Regions from separate parts of the Homo sapiens genome. Here region 2 is linked to region 1. A link is an interaction called in ENCODE POLR2A ChIA-PET data of the cell type or tissue named here. Cell type or tissue: HCT116. All regions are shown on one strand. Each heading gives the region's core, and the rest is flanking DNA. Links, peaks and the distances in the headings are about the cores only. Region 1 holds the start of LRRC26 (leucine rich repeat containing 26). Region 2 has its middle 8.5 kb from the start of LINC02692.

What was found. ChIA-PET counts read pairs that join two places held together with the same protein. Peaks named below come from ENCODE experiments on the same cell type or tissue, not always from the same donor. Only the 100,000 strongest peaks of a DNase experiment are listed, where the experiment ranks them.
Region 2: POLR2A ChIA-PET joins it to region 1 with 5 read pairs; 2 of 35 experiments call an interaction of 5 or more read pairs at or near these places.

What each region holds. Positions count from the first base shown.
Region 1 is chr9:137,165,420-137,173,731 of GRCh38, reverse strand. GRIN1 (glutamate ionotropic receptor NMDA type subunit 1) reads right to left here. Exons shown (of 20, transcript NM_007327.4): 20 at 4,976-6,321. The coding sequence ends at 6,205. LRRC26 (leucine rich repeat containing 26) reads left to right here and starts at 3,681. Exons shown (of 2, transcript NM_001013653.3): 1 at 3,681-4,461; 2 at 4,547-4,974. The coding sequence starts at 3,789. The coding sequence ends at 4,878. TMEM210 (transmembrane protein 210) reads left to right here and starts at 1,676. Exons shown (of 4, transcript NM_001282477.2): 1 at 1,676-1,792; 2 at 1,956-2,091; 3 at 2,289-2,318; 4 at 2,568-2,874. The coding sequence starts at 1,705. The coding sequence ends at 2,757. It overlaps MIR3621 (microRNA 3621), which reads left to right and starts at 4,462; the gene lies at 4,462-4,546. It also overlaps LOC124902315. RefSeq lists silencers at 3,969-4,028, 4,189-4,708, 4,949-5,058, 5,289-5,408 and an enhancer at 5,178-6,042. In HCT116, for the core only: no CTCF peak of the experiment used is centred there; a DNase peak (open chromatin) is centred at 4,131; H3K4me3 peaks cover 2,339 bases; H3K27ac peaks cover 1,860 bases.
Region 2 is chr9:136,956,743-136,965,054 of GRCh38, reverse strand. No RefSeq gene overlaps it. Among named protein-coding and RNA genes, the nearest start is that of LINC02692, 8.5 kb to the left of the region's middle. RefSeq lists an enhancer at 5,698-6,198. In HCT116, for the core only: no CTCF peak of the experiment used is centred there; a DNase peak (open chromatin) is centred at 607; H3K4me3 peaks cover 805 bases; H3K27ac peaks cover 911 bases.

The DNA.
Region 1 (8,312 bases), core at 313-8,312:
TCTGGCCTGTTTGAGCCGTCCCGTTCAGTGGACATTCCTGCACCCTCCTTGCTCTGGAGAACTCTTGTTTGCCTCAGGGCTTGAAGGAGGAAGTGGCCGGGATTAGGCAGGCGCCAGATGCACAGCCTGTGCCCATCAGGCCTCTGCCCCGCCAAGGAGGGCTGCTTCCGCCTGTGCGGTATCTCCCCTCTAGCCCTGGGCCCTGCCACCTGCTCCACTTCACTCCAAGGCTGTCTGTGCTGCTGTCACAAAAAGAGGGACCCCTCTCCTGAATTCTGGTGGGATGGTCCCGATTGCTCTGATGCCCCCTCAGAGCAAGGTGGCCTTGCCTGGATCCCGCTGTCTGTGGCCACCACCTGGCCCCAGGCTGGGTGTGCCATTGTCCTAACCAGGATACAAACCTGCTGGGCTGGCCTGTCGAGTGTCACTGCCAGCCTGGCTCTGGTACACCTTTTGTTCTGTGTCCTGTGGATTCCATCTCTGGTTGTGTCCTGAAGACAAGGGCGAAGGGTGCATCTCGGGTCACGGTGTCACTCGGCAAGTCAGAGGTCGGAGGACCCCAGCAGGAGGGTGCCTGTCAACAGGCGAGGGGGTCCCTGGTGCCCAGGGCCACTGGGGCCAGACTGTGCCCACCCCCCCCACCCCCCGTGTCCCATGTGTCCTGAGCTGGCAGAAGGCCTGGCCTCCGTTGGCTGTGGGGCAGGTGTTTCCTTTTGCTGCCTGGCGGTTTGCTTGGCAGGTCCAGAGGAGGGGAGGCTGGGAGGGCAGGGGCCTCTCTCCCAGCCTGGAATAGCAGGTGCAGGGAGGAGGCTGAAAGCAACCCTGGCCATGCCGGCCTGCGGTCGACTTCCTTGGGCAACGCTTGTCTTTTCTGCAGAGGGGAAAGCTCCTGGGGGCTCCAACTTCAGTGACACCTTTAGTCTGGAGCCTTGGGGGATGTCTGGGAGGCAGGGCTTGGGGTCCTGCTCAGACAGGGGTGGCCAGTGTCCCCCAGACCTTTCCAAGTTGATGGGGGATTCCCTTGGGTGCCGGCAGCCCTTCTGACCTGAGCTTTGCCAGGGCGTGAGCCAGACCCTCCCAGAAGCAGTGGGGAGGGAGGATGGGTGCAAGCCCACCCCCTTAGCCCTCCTTGGCCCCTTCCTGCCCCAGCCCTGGAGGAAGGTGACCTACAGCCAGCTGGAGCCCAGCCCACATGCTGAGCTGCCGCAGCCCTTATGCTGGGAGGGAGCTGAGGCCGAGGCTGCCTGCCGCCCACCCTGCAAGGTTGCCAGGCCACCGCACCCACATCGGGGCCTGGAGTGCTGCCCACCCCCTTTCACTGTGAAGGATTTGGCTGGGCGCAGTGGCTCACACCTGTAATCCCAGCACTTTGAGAGGCCGAGGCGAGCGGATCACAAGGTCAGGAGATCGAGACCATCCTGGCTAACACGGTGAAACCACTGAAGGACTGCCCGTAAGACCAGGCCAGCCCCACTGCTGCCTCTGCCTCAGAGCTGGCCTGAGCTGGCTGGGCTCTCAGGCCTCTGCCCACCCTACCTGTCCCATTCCCAGAGCTGCTTGGCCATGGCTCCTTGAATTGCGGTGCCCAAGGGCAAATGACACACTGGCATTGTGAGCCCCCCCACCCCCACCTCACAGTCCTACTGTGAAGTCAGCACCTTCCAACAGTTCCGTCAGAGGTGTGCAGTGGGGCCAGGGCTGGACATGGCCCCCGGTCCCTGGCCTGTGTCCTGCCTGCGTGGTGGCCCCTTGGGCCTCACATATTTGTCCCTTCTGCTCATCCCTGCTGCAGGTGCCTCCTCCTGCCCCCGCACTCCACTCCCAGCCATGGCTCCCCTTCCCCAGGCAAGGTGGGAGCTCTGGTGTCCTTCTGGTGGCTACCAGGGCAGGGGCAGACTTGGGGGCCCTCTGCAGGCAGGTGACCGGCCCATGGCCATGTGGCCCTGTCTCTGCAGCTGGAACCTACTGTGAATGCAGCCTTGGCCTCAGCCGCGAGGCCCTCATCGCCCTCCTTGTGGTGCTGGCGGGCATCAGTGCCAGCTGCTTCTGTGCCCTCGTCATCGTGGCAATTGGTGTCTTGCGGGCCAAGGGGTGCGTGAACCCTGGGGCCGGGAGAGGATGGGAGTGAGGCCAGGCTGGCTGCCCTGGGCCCTTGGTCTTGCAAGAAGGGCTTTACCCCCTGGGTGGGCTGTCACCTGGGGTAGGAATGGCGTTTCCTAGGCGTGTGCTGGGGGAGCTCCGGGGGCCCAGCACTGTTCCAGGACTCATGTTGGCCTTCGTCCCCTCAGTGAAACATGCCCGAGACAAGTGGACAACAGGTGAGCACCAGGGAGGCCCTCGAGGGAGGCACGCTGTCTCAGGGGAGGCCCTTGGCGGGGGGAGCTATCCCAGGGGAGTCCCTGGAGGAGGAGGGGTGCTGTCCCTGGAGGAGGAGGGGTGCTGTCCCTGGAAGAGGAGGTGTGCTGTCCCAAGGGAGGCCCTTTGTGGGGGTGCACTGTCCCAGACGCCAGCCTGTCCTGGGGGAACAAGGACTCTACCAGCTCGTGATGACCCGGCCCGTCATGCAGGTTGGTGGAGAATTTTGGGGTCCAGGAAGATCTCATGGACCTGCACCCGGTTTACGTGGAGTCCCAGCTAATGGACGCTGACCTGGAGGTCTCCCTGGTGCCACCACTAGAGGATCAGAGCCTTGTGGCCATCCCCATGGAGGCTTCTTCAGAGGAGCCGCCACCACCCCCGCCCCTACCACCTGAGTAGAGGGCTGAGGGCAGCTGGGGGAGGGGAATTAAAGCGTATTTAGTGGCTGTGCACTGTCCTCCCTGCAGGCCCTCCTGAGGGCAGCTGGGGGAGGGGAATTAAAGCTTGTTTAGTGGTTGTGCACCGTCCTCCCTGCAGGCCCTCACACCCCTCACGGCTGCATCATGGGGGGTGCACGCGCATATGGGTCTCATCAAAGCAGAGTGCCCAGGCCCCACAGCAAGTTCCCCTGTTCCTCTGCCCCCTGGCAGTAAGCCATACCCCTAATGTTTCCACCTTCTCTGCCACAGCTGGTCAGCCCGGCTCCTTCCTGCACCCAGCTTTGGAAAGCCCCTAGAACAGGACCTGCAACTGGCAACTGTGAAGGGCGCTGGGTTTAACAGCAGGACTTGGGCTGATACCCCTGCCCCACTGCACTGGTCTGTACCTCTATCCCAGGAGAGTCCTGGGGGGGAGGGGTGGGGCAGGCACGCCTCTCCTGCCTCGGGTGTGCTGTCTCCCTCCACCCCAAGGCCTGTCTCCAACCCAGGCCCTATCCAGCATGGGAATGGGACCATCCCTGCGTGGGGGCCACTCCGCATGTGCACGTTGGGATCACTTTGCGGAGCCTGGGTGGGGTCGAGACGGGTGAGGAGCAGGACCTCTGGGTTGCATTGCGTGTGGGCGCCTGTTGCAGCCGTGAGCTGGGCGGGTGCAGGTGGGCGGTGTCCTGCTGCTCAGGTCAGGGCTCGGCGGGCGCCCGGTGGTGGACAAGGCGGGGTGAGGTGGTCTTGATAGCGCTGTGGCCGGCGCTGAGCCAAGAGTAGTTTGGAGCTCCCGGACAGGTGGCTGGCGGTGCCGGGCGTTGGCTGTTTGCCCTGCCCCCGCCCCAAGCGTGGATCCAGCCGTGGGACAGGAACTGCCTGAGCTCGGGCCAGAGAGTTAATATTTGTGCAGGCGCCGCAGGAACGGGCTCCGCGGACGACGGGCTCCAGGGACGCACAGGCAGCGGGCCTCCCACCGCGGGTGCCGGGGGCGGGGGGGCTGCCCCCATGCGGGGCCCTTCCTGGTCGCGGCCTCGGCCGCTGCTGCTGCTGTTGCTGCTGCTGTCGCCTTGGCCTGTCTGGGCCCAGGTGTCGGCCACGGCCTCGCCCTCGGGGTCCCTGGGCGCCCCGGACTGCCCCGAGGTGTGCACGTGCGTGCCGGGAGGCCTGGCCAGCTGCTCGGCACTCTCGCTGCCCGCCGTGCCCCCGGGCCTGAGCCTGCGCCTGCGCGCGCTGCTGCTGGACCACAACCGCGTCCGTGCGCTGCCGCCAGGTGCCTTCGCGGGAGCGGGCGCGCTACAGCGCCTGGACCTGCGCGAGAACGGGCTGCACTCGGTGCATGTGCGAGCCTTCTGGGGCCTGGGCGCGCTGCAGCTGCTGGACCTGAGCGCCAACCAGCTGGAAGCACTGGCACCAGGGACTTTCGCGCCGCTGCGCGCGCTGCGCAACCTCTCATTGGCCGGCAACCGGCTGGCGCGCCTGGAGCCCGCGGCGCTAGGCGCGCTCCCGCTGCTGCGCTCACTCAGCCTGCAGGACAACGAGCTGGCGGCACTCGCGCCGGGGCTGCTGGGCCGCCTGCCCGCTCTAGACGCGCTGCACCTGCGCGGCAACCCTTGGGGCTGCGGGTGCGCGCTGCGCCCGCTCTGCGCCTGGCTGCGCCGGCACCCGCTGCCCGCGTCAGGTGAGCTGCTGGGGACGCGGGTCGGGGTCTGCAGGGCGGTGCGGCAGCCGCCACCTGACGCCGCGCCTTTGTCTGTGTCCCACAGAGGCCGAGACGGTGCTCTGCGTGTGGCCGGGACGCCTGACGCTCAGCCCCCTGACTGCCTTTTCCGACGCCGCCTTTAGCCATTGCGCGCAGCCGCTCGCCCTGCGGGACCTGGCCGTGGTTTACACGCTCGGGCCGGCCTCCTTCCTCGTCAGCCTGGCTTCCTGCCTGGCGCTGGGCTCTGGGCTCACCGCCTGCCGTGCGCGCCGCCGCCGCCTCCGCACCGCCGCCCTCCGCCCGCCGAGACCGCCAGACCCGAACCCCGATCCCGACCCCCACGGCTGTGCCTCGCCCGCGGACCCGGGGAGCCCCGCCGCTGCCGCCCAAGCCTGAGCGGCCGCGGCCGCCTGGAGCGCTCGAAGCTTCCCCCATGCCTTTGCCCTCCCTTTACACTGTCTGCCGGCGTCAACAAGCGACACAGACCGAAAACTGCGTGACATTCCTTTAGGCATCACCACTGCATACACCGGGAGGTGGGGGTTGGGCGGTGCGCGCCTGCACCCTGGGGACGGAGGGGCAGAGCGCGGCTGCGCACGGGCCGCACGGGGAAGGCACGCGCTCGGGCCCTGGGAGTGCTGGTTCTGTACAAGGTGGCGGGCCGGTCACGCACCCGGAGCGAGGGCGGGGGCGGGCGGGTGGCGCTCTCCCGTGCCCAAGGTGCAGGGCAGGGTTGAAGACAGTCCCGAGCCAGCGTCCGGGGACCCCCGGGGAGGCCCGTTCTGGGCTGCAGGCCGGACGAGGAGAGGAGGGGCTCAGCCCTCTCGAGTCTGGAGGAGGCGGCCCGAGGCGGCGGGAGGCGCTGCCAGCTGGGAAGTCAGGGACGGCCGTGGGGGAGGGCAGGGCCAGCCCCGGCGTGTGGGGTCAAGGGGCAGACGGGGTGTGGGTGGGCGGTGCCGCAAGAAGAGGGGAGGGTGGAGCTCAGGCTGCAGAGGAGCGCAGGCGCCCGAGGAGGGGCGACCCAGCCAGCTGGGGCCATGGGCCCCACTGTGGCTCAGGCTGGTGCTGCGGGAAGGATGGGGCTGCCGTCTCTGCTCCAAGCCCCTCCGCCTGGGGCCAGTTAGCCCCCGCTCCCCACTGCTCAGAGACCCCAGGGCCCTGCCTCTGCCGGAGCGCCCTGCGGCCCTGCCCAGCCGACTCAGCTCTGCCCCGTCCTCAGCCGCTCCGGTCCGCACCTTGGTCCAGCAGGGGCTGCCCGCCAGGCAGCGGGGTGGGCGGGCGGACGGACGGGAGGCCCAGGGTGGGCAGTCTCTGGGGCGGGTGGGCTTCCCTCAGGCCTTCCCGAGCAGCAGGACCCATCAGTGTCCTTGGCCGGGCTAACTGGGCAGGTGGGCGCCTCCGGGGGCCTCACACCACGGTGCTGACCGAGGGATCTGAGAGGTTGAGCGGGCCCGTGATATCAGTGGGATGGTACTGCTGCAAAATAGAAATACACAGACAAGGCGCCCGTTAGCCCCACGCTGGGGGCACGCGCGGGGCCGGGACGGGGTGGACCGGCCAGCCGGCCAACCGGCGGGCGGGCAGGCGCAGCCTGGGGGAGGCTGGGGGTGCTCCTCCCCCGACCCCGTGGTGCTCCGGGGCTCTGCGTGGGCCGGGCCGCTGTCCCGTCCGTCTGTCTGTCTGTCTGCGGGGGAGGGGGCAGAGGAGGGCGGGCGGGGAGTCTCAGCTCTCCCTATGACGGGAACACAGCTGCAGCTGGCCCTCCTCCCTCTCAATAGCGCGTCGCGGCAGCACTGTGTCTTTTTGGTTTTGCAAAGCGCCGCGTCCACCCCCGGTGCTCTATAAATAAGAACCAACAATCAATACCCGCTGGCCCCGCCGGCCGCCAGGGACCCCAGCCCTCAGCGCCCAGTGCCGCCCTGGCCCGGACCGGCCACAGGACAGGGGCAGGGGATCTCCGCAGCCGGACTGACCCCACCCTACCCAAAGGAGCCCCCCACCCACGCCTCCCTCTGAATAAGCTCGCAGCCCCAGAGACCAGGTGGGAGCTGGGCTGCCCTCCCCTGCCCAGACCCCCAGCTGGCAGTGCCCCCCACAGTTCAGCCTTGCAGGGCGGGGCCAGCCCCAGATGCCACGTGATGCCAGAACTGGCCCCAGAGGACGGTCCCTGGTGCCCAGAGAGGCTCGGGTGAGGGTTCCGCTGGGAACATGTCCCTGGGAGGGCACCATGAGGGTCTCTGAGCTGCACCTGGCCTCGCTCCAGGCAGGGCCCTGGGACCCAGTGTCACCCTCTGAAAGTGGCCCATCACCTGCACGACATTTGTGCTTGCCCCCCGTGGCTGCCTGCCCCAAATCGCTGTTTCTCCTGTCTGCCTGGACACCCCCTCTTCCCCAGCCTGCCCAGCCCACGATCCCTGCGCTATTCCCCCTCCCTGTTCCCTGCGGGACTCCTGGCTCAGACTTTGCAGCATCAGCTCTGCCCGCTTTCCGCAGCAGAGGTGGCTCCAGGAATGGTGCTTCCACCTGCTCCTTGAGCCTCCAGTGGCCCCCAGGCCTACAGGCTCTCACTGTCCACCCATCCTGCATGCCAAGTCCCTTCCCCAGGAAGCTGAGCAGCCAGGCCTCATGGGTCCCTCTTGGGGCACCCTGGTGGCTTCATCTCGGGATTTGGCTTGCTTGATGCCAAGTCCTGTCTGTGCCCTGGAGGTCTGCCCCGCTTCCAGTGCACTGAGGGGCAGGTGGCTGCAAATCGCACTTCCTCCCCCGGGCGTAAGCTTCTCTCTGGTGATGCTGCTTATGGGCTGGGGGCTTCCTGTGGGCCAGACTGGTCCCTGGACTGCAGGGTGGCCACGGGGCTGAGGTCTCCGCTGCCTCTCTGGGCAGCCCCTCCCCACCATGGTGCCTGGGCCTGGGGTGCCTCTAGCAAGGCTGGGTTCGCTCTGGGGGCCTCTGGTCCGAGTGTGCATATCCGCTACAGGGACAAGCTGCCCCGAGCAGGAGGTGGGGGATTCTGGGCTCCAAAGGGCAGAAGGCCTGGCTCTTTGGGGTGGGCCTTGTGGGGTTGCTGGGGTCAGGAGCTGAGGTGGTCGTTTCCCTTCCAGAGGCCTCCCTGTCTGGGAACCTCAGTGTCGTCCTGGGCTCTGCAGGCCAGGGCTTGTGGGGCCGCCCCTACCCATTCTCAGACCCTCTGGGAGCTGCCGCCACACCTCCTGCAGGGCCCCCGCTCAGCCTGGGGTGGGAGCCACCCCTTTTGGTCCCACCCCACTCCCTGCCTGACAGTCCCCTGTGGCCGGGGCCAGTTCCAACTCCAGGCCCCAGCCGTCCACCCAGACGGACCCAGGCCCGGCCCCCAGCCCCCGGCCCACACAGAGACCACATGAAGATGCAACACGCATGGCTCTGGTGAGACAGGTGAGACAGGTGTCTGGGGGGCGGGGCCAGTGGCCAGACAGACGGACGGGATGGGACATCACAGCCACCCCCTCCAGGGCCGTCGCAGGGGCGAAGTGAGGGCGGCGGGCCCCTCTGGGAGAGGCGAGAGAAACGGGGACATAACAGAGAAGTGGTGTGGCCTCCCGGCAGCTGAGGAGTCCAGGATGGGGCCACGCTGGGCTCCCAGGGCCCCAGACCTGGCCCCGAGAGGTGGTGTGGCTGACTGACTGACCAACGAGATGACAGGCTTCAAGATGGCGTGTGGGTCATGGCAGGGGAGGTGGGCGGGCAGACTAACGGAGACACACGGGGAAAGCCGAGGACCCAGGAGGGCCGGGGAGAAAGGTCCAGAGAGTGAGAGAGAGCAGCATGGGCGGGCTGGGCAGAGCGGCCGCCAC
Region 2 (8,312 bases), core at 101-8,100, 210 kb after region 1:
GGTGTTTCCAGTTTGGGGCCATTACAGATAAAGCCGCCGTGGGCACACGCATCGTGCGTGGGTGTGTGCTATATCTCTTTTGGGTAAATACCCAGGAAGGCAATAGCCAGGTCCTATGATGGTGTAGCTTAATTTTTAAAATACTGACGCACTGTTTTCCAGTCCTTTCAAGATAGGCCTTTCTCCTTCCTGTAGCCGCCTTGGGGGGTCAAGAGCACCCAGGGAGCAACACCAGGGCTACCTGGTCCACTCGAGGCCGTGGGAGTGGGAGAGGGTCTCACTGAAACCCCCGAGCTTGCGGCAAGGCAGCAGAGGACCTGGCGTGCCTGTGGCTGAGACTGGACAGAAGTTTCTTTCTGTTTCTTGCAAACATCCAGTCATGGAGGCTTCCAGCGCCAGGTGTGCGGTCCGGCCCCTCTCTAGGACAGCTTCCCGGGAGCGCACCTGGCGTCCTGCTCTCTGTGCAGATTCAGCCACCAGGCCACACAAACACAGCCGGGGAAGCAGGGAGCTACAGCCTAGGTTTCCATGTCGAGCCAGAGGAGGTCCCTCCCTGGGTGTGGCCCGAGTCTCCTTCCTCTGCCGAGCAGGGAGTGGCAGGTTGTGCGGGGGCTGGGGAGGACAGGCGGCTTTGATGCCGTGTGGTCAGGCAGGTGCTGAACCCTGGGGCACTGCCACGCCTACAGCTGCCCAAGGCAGCAATCGTTGGGTTCACAGACCCCCTGCCCGTCTGAGGTCAGCGCCAGGCCTGCAGGGCCCCTGGTCAGCGAGCGTCTGCCCAGGGTGCCCCACGGTCACAGGGGGCTGAACCCCGGCGCTGTCCAGCCTGAGGGGAGGGGGAGAGCAGAAGAGAAACTACCCCAAGCCCCAGAACCACCTCCAGGGCCAGGGTGGGCACGGTGCTCCCTCTCCCCTGCCAGGCCTGGGATGGTCCCCCCTGGAAGGGTCACAGGACAGTGTGGGTATGAGATGGGCCCCCTCCCCCAACTCCCAGGTGCCTCTGAAGGGGTTCCCCGAGCCTGCTTGCTGCTCCCTGAGCTGACCCCCAGCCCCAGCCCTGCAGCCCACCCACCCCGTGCCTCGCCTTGCCGCCCAGCGGTGGAGTCTGTTCTCCCCTCATCCAGGGGCTTCCGCTGGCTCCGGAACAGCAACCCCCAGACCCCAGGCCCACATCCTCAGCCCGGCCTTAGAGCCCAGCCCTCTCCTCCTCCCTGCCCCCAGCCGGCCCCATCTCCTGGGCTCGTGGCCTTTCCTGGTTTGGGAGGTCAGCGATGGCTCCAGGGCAGGCCTGGGGCCCCATCGACAGAAAGAGGACGCCTGCCTTGAATGCGGAAGGACCCGCCGGCTTCACCATCCAGTGTGGGGTTCTTTCATCCCACAAGGACTCAGACCCCATGGGAAGGGTGCTCTGTGCTGGCCTCTGGCCCCACTGGCATGTGGACTGCCTCCTCTTCCTCTGTCTGACATCTGTCTGCCAGGCTGGGCCGTCCTCATGCTGGCATCTGCCGCGTCTCCTGCCCTGAGCACTCCCAGGCCCTGGGCTCTGTGTCCCGAGTCAGGCAGGGACGGGGCAAGACGCTCATCGGCATCCTCCCAGCCAACTCGGGGTCCGGCCTGAGGATCCCTACAACCCTGAGCCCCCTCCCAGGGCAGAGTCCCCGTGGGGACAGAGCCAGGGACCCGCTCTGATCACCACTGAAGTGCACAGTTGCTGGCTGGATGGAAAAAACCCAAATCCCAGTTAATCCACACAAACCTAAGAAATAAGACAATTTCCTGCAAAACAAAATAGCTTTTTCCACCAGCATTCCTCTCCAACGGGGCCCACACGTCCACATCCCTTGGGAGATGTTTCAGAAGAAACAAGGGAGACTGTATCACAGAGCAAAGGCCCTGTGTGCATGCGCGCGTGTGTGTATATGTGCCTGTGTGTGCCTGTGTGCATGTGTGTACCTGTGCACGTGTGTGCGTGTGTGCATGCATGGGTGTGCCTGTGAGTGCCTGTGTGTGTACACGTGTGCCTGTGTGTGCCTGTGTGCACACGTGTGTGCCTCTGTGTGTTCACATGTATCTGGCATGTGTACGCCTAGGCAGGCGGTGCACAGAGATGGAGACAATGTTTCAACCTCCCTGATACATCCTGGGCAGCTGCTGCTCCCTCACCATGGTGACTGTACCCACAGCCACTCCTTCTTTGAGATCCCACAGCCCCAGCCCACTCCTAGTTCTGGTTTGCCAAGAGGACACTAGGAGGTGGCTCCCCCAATGGCCCACCTCAGGAGAGCCCCTGGGGTGGGTGGAGCTGCCTGGGGTTGGCTCTGAGGACCCTGGGCTGCCCCTGCACAAGCCCCCCACAAACTTCACCCCCTTCGTCTTAGTCAGCTTTCTGTGGCTATAACTGAATACCTGACATTGGAAATGTACAAAGAAAGTAAATTTATTTCTTACAGTTCAGGAGGCTGAGAAGTCCAACGTCAAGGGGCCAAGTTGCAGTGTGGCAGAGGGCAAGAGCTGCCAGCTGAGGTCTCTCTTTTCTCATAAAGCCACCAAGTCCACCATGGGCCCAACCCTGAGGACCTTATCTAACCCTAATCACCTCCCAGAGGCCCCACCTCCAACCAACATGTGAATTTGAGGGCCGGGCAAGGTGGTTCACGCCTGTAATCCTAGCAGTTTGGGAGGCCAAGGCAGGAGGATCACTTGAGCCCAGGAGTTCGAGACCAGTTGGCCAACATGGAGAAACCCCATCTCTACAAAAAACTTAAAAATTAGCCAGACGTGGTGGCGCACCTTCGGTCCCAGCTACTTGAGAGGCTGAAGTGGGAGGATCGCTTGAGCCAGGGAGGTCGAGGCTGCAGTCAGCAGAGGTTGCGCCACTCTGCTCCAGCCTGGGCGACTGAGCTAGACCTTGTCTTAAAAACAAAAAAAAGTGGATTTGGGGATGAAATGTCAACATGTGAAATCTAGGGACACGTTCATATCATAGCACCCCGTTTCCAGCAGAGGGGCCCTGGGGACTGGGAGGCCAGATCCTCCCCACACCCTAGGATTAGAGAGGGGCCCCTCAGCCCACCTGTCCCCCTGTGTGGGGGCCCTGGTGGCTGTCCTGACTCTGTGGGCCGTCCTGCCAGGAGCCCCGAGTCCCCGCATTGTATGTATGGGGCACGTGGGGTGAGTCTCGGGGAATCGGCGAGCCGGGGCCAAGTTTCTCACGCCAGGAGGTTACTGGGAAAACGTGCTTCCCAGGGACCGGGGGAAAGGTAGCAGGGCCTAGGGTCTGAGGGGGTCTCCAGCTCAGCTCTGCACCACAGGTCTGGCCCCCCATGCCGCCCACTCAGTCCCTGGATGACTCTGCCCCCAACCCTCCTTCTTCCTCCTGCAGAAAACATGCAGAGGCAGCGCTGGAAAGCCCCAGGCAGCTGGTCCTGGCCCAGCAGGCCCAGATGGTGGCCGGGAGGGCGCTGCTCTCGGCCAAGATAAAGAGACCGGATCAGGCAGGGCCTGAGGGACAGGGAGTGCTGGGCCCAGCTGAGCTGGGCGGCCCTGGGCTCAGGAGCCAGCAGGAGCCCCCGCCCTGCTCAGCCAAGGCTCCAGGTCCCATTCCCAGCAGCCCTGCAGGCAGTCCCCTCGCAGCCCTGTCCCTGCAGGCCCTGGTGGGTGGGGCTTCCACTCGAGTTCCTGAGGAGCCTGGCCTCCCCGCTCATCTCTGTGCAACAGCCCCAGGCTTTCCAGTCCTGGTGTGTACCCCTCAACTCCTCCTGCAGGGCTCAGGGCCCTGGCTGCCTAGTCATGCGCTGTGAAGGGGAGTGTGGAGGAGAAGTGGGCCAGGCAGGGTAGATCCACGGCCACCATCCGTGGCCTCACGGGATGCCTGGTCCACCAACACAGCTCTGAGCTCCATAGTCAGTGCCCAGCGGCCTCGTGCTCCGCGCCAGGCCCTGCAGACATGAAGGCAGGGAGGGTGGGCTCTGCCTGGTGGGAGAGGGTCAGTGGGTGTTCTGAGAATGCGAACATGAACGTGTGCTGCACCCCCAGACCCAGACCCGGGAGCCCAGCACTCAGCGGGAGGAGTTTCACCCACACACGGCAAGAGGTGCACGTGGGGGCATCCAGCGTGGCATCACCATGTCCCACCGTGGGAGCCGTCTCACAGCAATACGGGCACCTGAGTCGCACACCTCGATGAACACCCACGTGAGCAAAACCTGATCCTGACGTGGAACATTCCAGACCCCCTCCACCTCCTGCCAGCTGCAGGCAGCGCTCCGATCCCCAACACAGAACATTCCAACATTCCACACCCCCCCAGCTGCAGGCAGCACCCTCACCCCTGACCACAGAACATTCTACCCCCACCCACTGCAGGCAGCACCCTCGCCCCCGGCCACAGAACATTCTACCCCCACCAACTGCAGGCAGCACCCTCGCCCCCGGCCACAGAACATTCTACCCACCCCGCAGCTGCAGGCTGTACCCTCACCCTGGCCATAGAACATTCAACCCCCGCCCCCAGCTGCAGGCAGCACCCTCACCCCTGGCCACAGAACATTCTACCCCTCCCAGCTGCAGGCAGCACCCTCACCCCTGGCCACAGAACATTCTACCCCCCCGCCACCCAGCTGCAGGTAGCACCCTCACCCCTGGCCACAGAACATTCCACCCCACCCCACAGTGTCCCCACCCCGGACGCAGCAGCCACAGACCTGATTTCTAATAGTGGAGAGGAGCTTGGCCTGTTCTAGAACTTCATAAATGGAATCACATAATGTGTGGCCTTTTGTGTCTGTTTTTGGACACAGACCCAGCCCCGCACCCAGGTCAGGCCACTCTTGAGGTCAGGGCACAGCTGTGTCCACCTCCCCACCACACACTACACGCCCTCAGATGAAGGTCTGCACGGGAGCAGGCCCAGGACCCACAAAGACAGAACAACGCTAAGGGGACCCTGTGCTTCCCACTCCGCCCAGGGGCTCTGCAGCCTGATCCTGGGAAAGCAGTGTGGGCCCAGGTGCTGGGCGGCTCTGGCAGGTCTTCTACCACCTGTGCCTCACTTTCCTGGTCTGGGGTGCTGGGGTGGATACCCAGGAGCCTCCGGTCGCCCCAGGTCTGAGAAGTGTGAAGAGGAGCTGGGCCTGGTCCCCCTCCTGGGCCTGTGGACAGCCTGGCCCAGACCCGAAAATTCCATTCCCGCCTGCCCAGCCCCTCCCAGGCTGCCTCTTGGTGTCTGAGAGGGCGTGGGTGGAGCGCTTGACCTGTGGGGCAGCCCAGGGAAGGTACCCGGTGGGTAGAGTGCCCCGAGGGGGCATGAGCTCTGCGAAGGGGTATCGCGGGGTGAGGACCGGAAGGGACCCTCCCCACCGTGAGCCGTGCGGGAGCTGCTTCCCACCAGAGCCCACCATACCCAGCCTGAGCCCTGGGTGGCCTGTCTGTGGTCACCGTCACTGTCACAGTCTCCTGTGGTCACCGTCGCAGGCACAGGCTCTGTGTGGCTGTGGTGGGCCCTGGACAAGGCTGAGAGGGACCACAGCTGGCCTTCGGGGAAAGGCCCCCTCTGCCACCGCAGGGGCTGATCCGGGAGGTGGTGGTGGCCACTGGAGGCACGGAAGCCAGCCCTGGGTCCAGCCCCTCCACCCACCAGAACTTACCTGCTTCCCAACCCCGCTGACCCTGTTCTGTGGGAGGGGCAGGCACAGGCTGTTCCCAGACCCAGCAGGCCCAGATGTAAAGAGATTCAGGCCAGGGTAAAGAGATTCAATCTGGCCACCCACAGGGGCCTGGGCTGCCGTGCTTGGGGCATGGGGGTAGGGGCCAGCAGGACACCCCACCCCACTGGGCCAGCCTGGCTTGACTCCAGCAAGCAGACAGGTGGGCAGGCGGGCTCCCTCTCTGGTCTGTGTCCAGCCCCAGGCCTCTGGGCTCACATGCCGGCAGACATGCCTGGACCACCTGCCTGGCCTCTCCTGGCCTCGGCTCCACGCCGCCAGCTCCCAGCCCCGTCCCCTGGTGCAGACATGGGGAAAGGGTCTTCAGCCAGGAAGGGCTGGTGCCCCTGGGGGACTTGCGGGGAGGAGGTTCACACAGGGCCCGCTACCACCAGGGCCAGAGAGAGTTGTATCACCCCAGGAAAGATGGGATGAGGGGGGCTGTGGTAGCTGGAGTCCAAGAGAGGGAGGGCTGTGTGGAGGGGTCCCCTGACCACTGATGGGGGAACACAGCCTCCACCCAGGACTGAGGACTTCTGGGAGAGAGACCATCTGCAACCCAGGTGGGAGTGAAGTGGGCCAATGGGACTGCACAGCCACTCCGGCCAGGGCCAGTGACACAGAAGGGGGTGGCTGGGGCCCTGGATCCAGCCAGGCCTGAAGCCCGCCCTCCCCATAAGAGCTGGGAAGGAATGCAGGCCTAGGCAGCATCTCCTGTCTCCCCAGCCAGGAGCTGATACGGAGGGAAGGGGAGTGCGCTGGGCTTTGCAGAGGCACCGCCAGGGAGGAGGAGGGCACCGCCAGGGAGTCTTAGTCTCTGCTTGTGCCTTTGTCCGGGGAGCTGGTCACCACTGGAGGGTACAGCTGGGTGCCAGGAAGGCGGTGGCTCCCACCAGCACATGGTGGTCATGATCTTGCAGCCGGGGTTATGTTCCCTGCCTTGGGGGAGGGAAGCTGGCAGGGGCAAGGTGACCCTGCCAAGTGACCAGCCAGCCTTCCTGAACCTCACAGTTTCCCCATCTGTGCAGAGGGACTGAAAAGAATTTCCGCTGGCAAAGGCTGTGCCAGGTCAAGAGGGAGAAGGTGGCCTGCGGAGTCTCTCTTAGATTGTCAGGGGCAGGGCAGGGCTCTCTTCTCAAGCTGAGCCTCTTTAGGCCACTCCTCTCTTTTGGCCTAGGTCCTGTGCCTGGACCCCATGCAGAAGCCATCCCCTGCTGCAGCCAGGCATCGGGTGAGGGCGTGGCCCAGGCCCCAGGCTGGTGAAGGCCCAAGTCCTGGCCCTGTAGAGTGAGTCTCACCCATGGGGACACCGTGGCCCAGTAGGAGGAGGGATGAGGGAAAGGACTAAGAGAGTAGAGAGTGAGGCCATTGCTCTGGGGGACCTTGTGTCTGACCCCCACCCCAGGGTTGAGGGACACCTCCTTGACGCGTTCAGGAAAGAACACCCAACAAGCCCTTTCTGCCAAAAGACAGCCACCTTCACTCTCAACCTTCCTAGGGTTAAATCCAATATATGCCAGGCTGTGGTCCAGGATTTCTGACACCCAGGCTTGTGTCCTCACAACCACACAGTATAGAATATCTCCCAATCCAGACACAACCAAACTTGCTGCTTTTAACCTCAGCCTCCCCATCTAGGGCACAAGAAAAAAAGAGCAAAAAAGCATCATCCATCCAACTATCCATCCACCCACCCTTCATCCATCCATCCACCCACCTACCCATCATCCAACCATCCATCCACCCACCCACCCATCATCCAACCATCCATCCACCCACCCGTCATCCAACCATCCATCCACCCACCCATCATCCAACCATCCATCCACCCACCCACCCATCATCCAACCATCCACCCACCCACCCATCATCCAACCATCCATCCACCCACCCACCATCCAACCATCCATCCACCCACCCATCATCCAACCATCCATCCACCGACCCATCATCCAACCATCCATCCACCCACCCATCATCCAACCATCCATCCACCCACCCATCTCCAACCATCCATCCACCCACCCACCCATTATCCAACCATCCACCCACCCACCCATCATCCAACCATCCATCCATCCACCCACCCATCATCCATCCATCCACCCACCCACCCATCATCCAACCATCCATCCACCCACCCATCATCCAACCATCCATCCACCCAATATCCAACCATCCATCCACCCACCCATCATCCAACCATCCATCCACCCAATATCCAACCATCCATCCACCCACCCATCATCCAACCATCCATCCACCCACCCACCCAATATCCAACCATCCACCATCTACCCATCATCCAACCATCTATCCATCCATCCACCCATCATCCAACCAGCCATCCACCCACCCACCCAATATCCAACCATCCACCATCTACCCATCATCCAACCATCCATCCATCTACCCATCCATCCATCCACCCAATATCCAACCATCCATCTATCCATCTAACCGTCTATCCACCCATCCATCATCCAAACATCTATCCATCATCCGTCCACCCAGCCCTTCATCCATCCATTTATCCATTAATCTACCCATCCATCCACCCACCCATCTACCCATCCTTCCATTTATCCATTCATCTGCTCATCTGTCCAT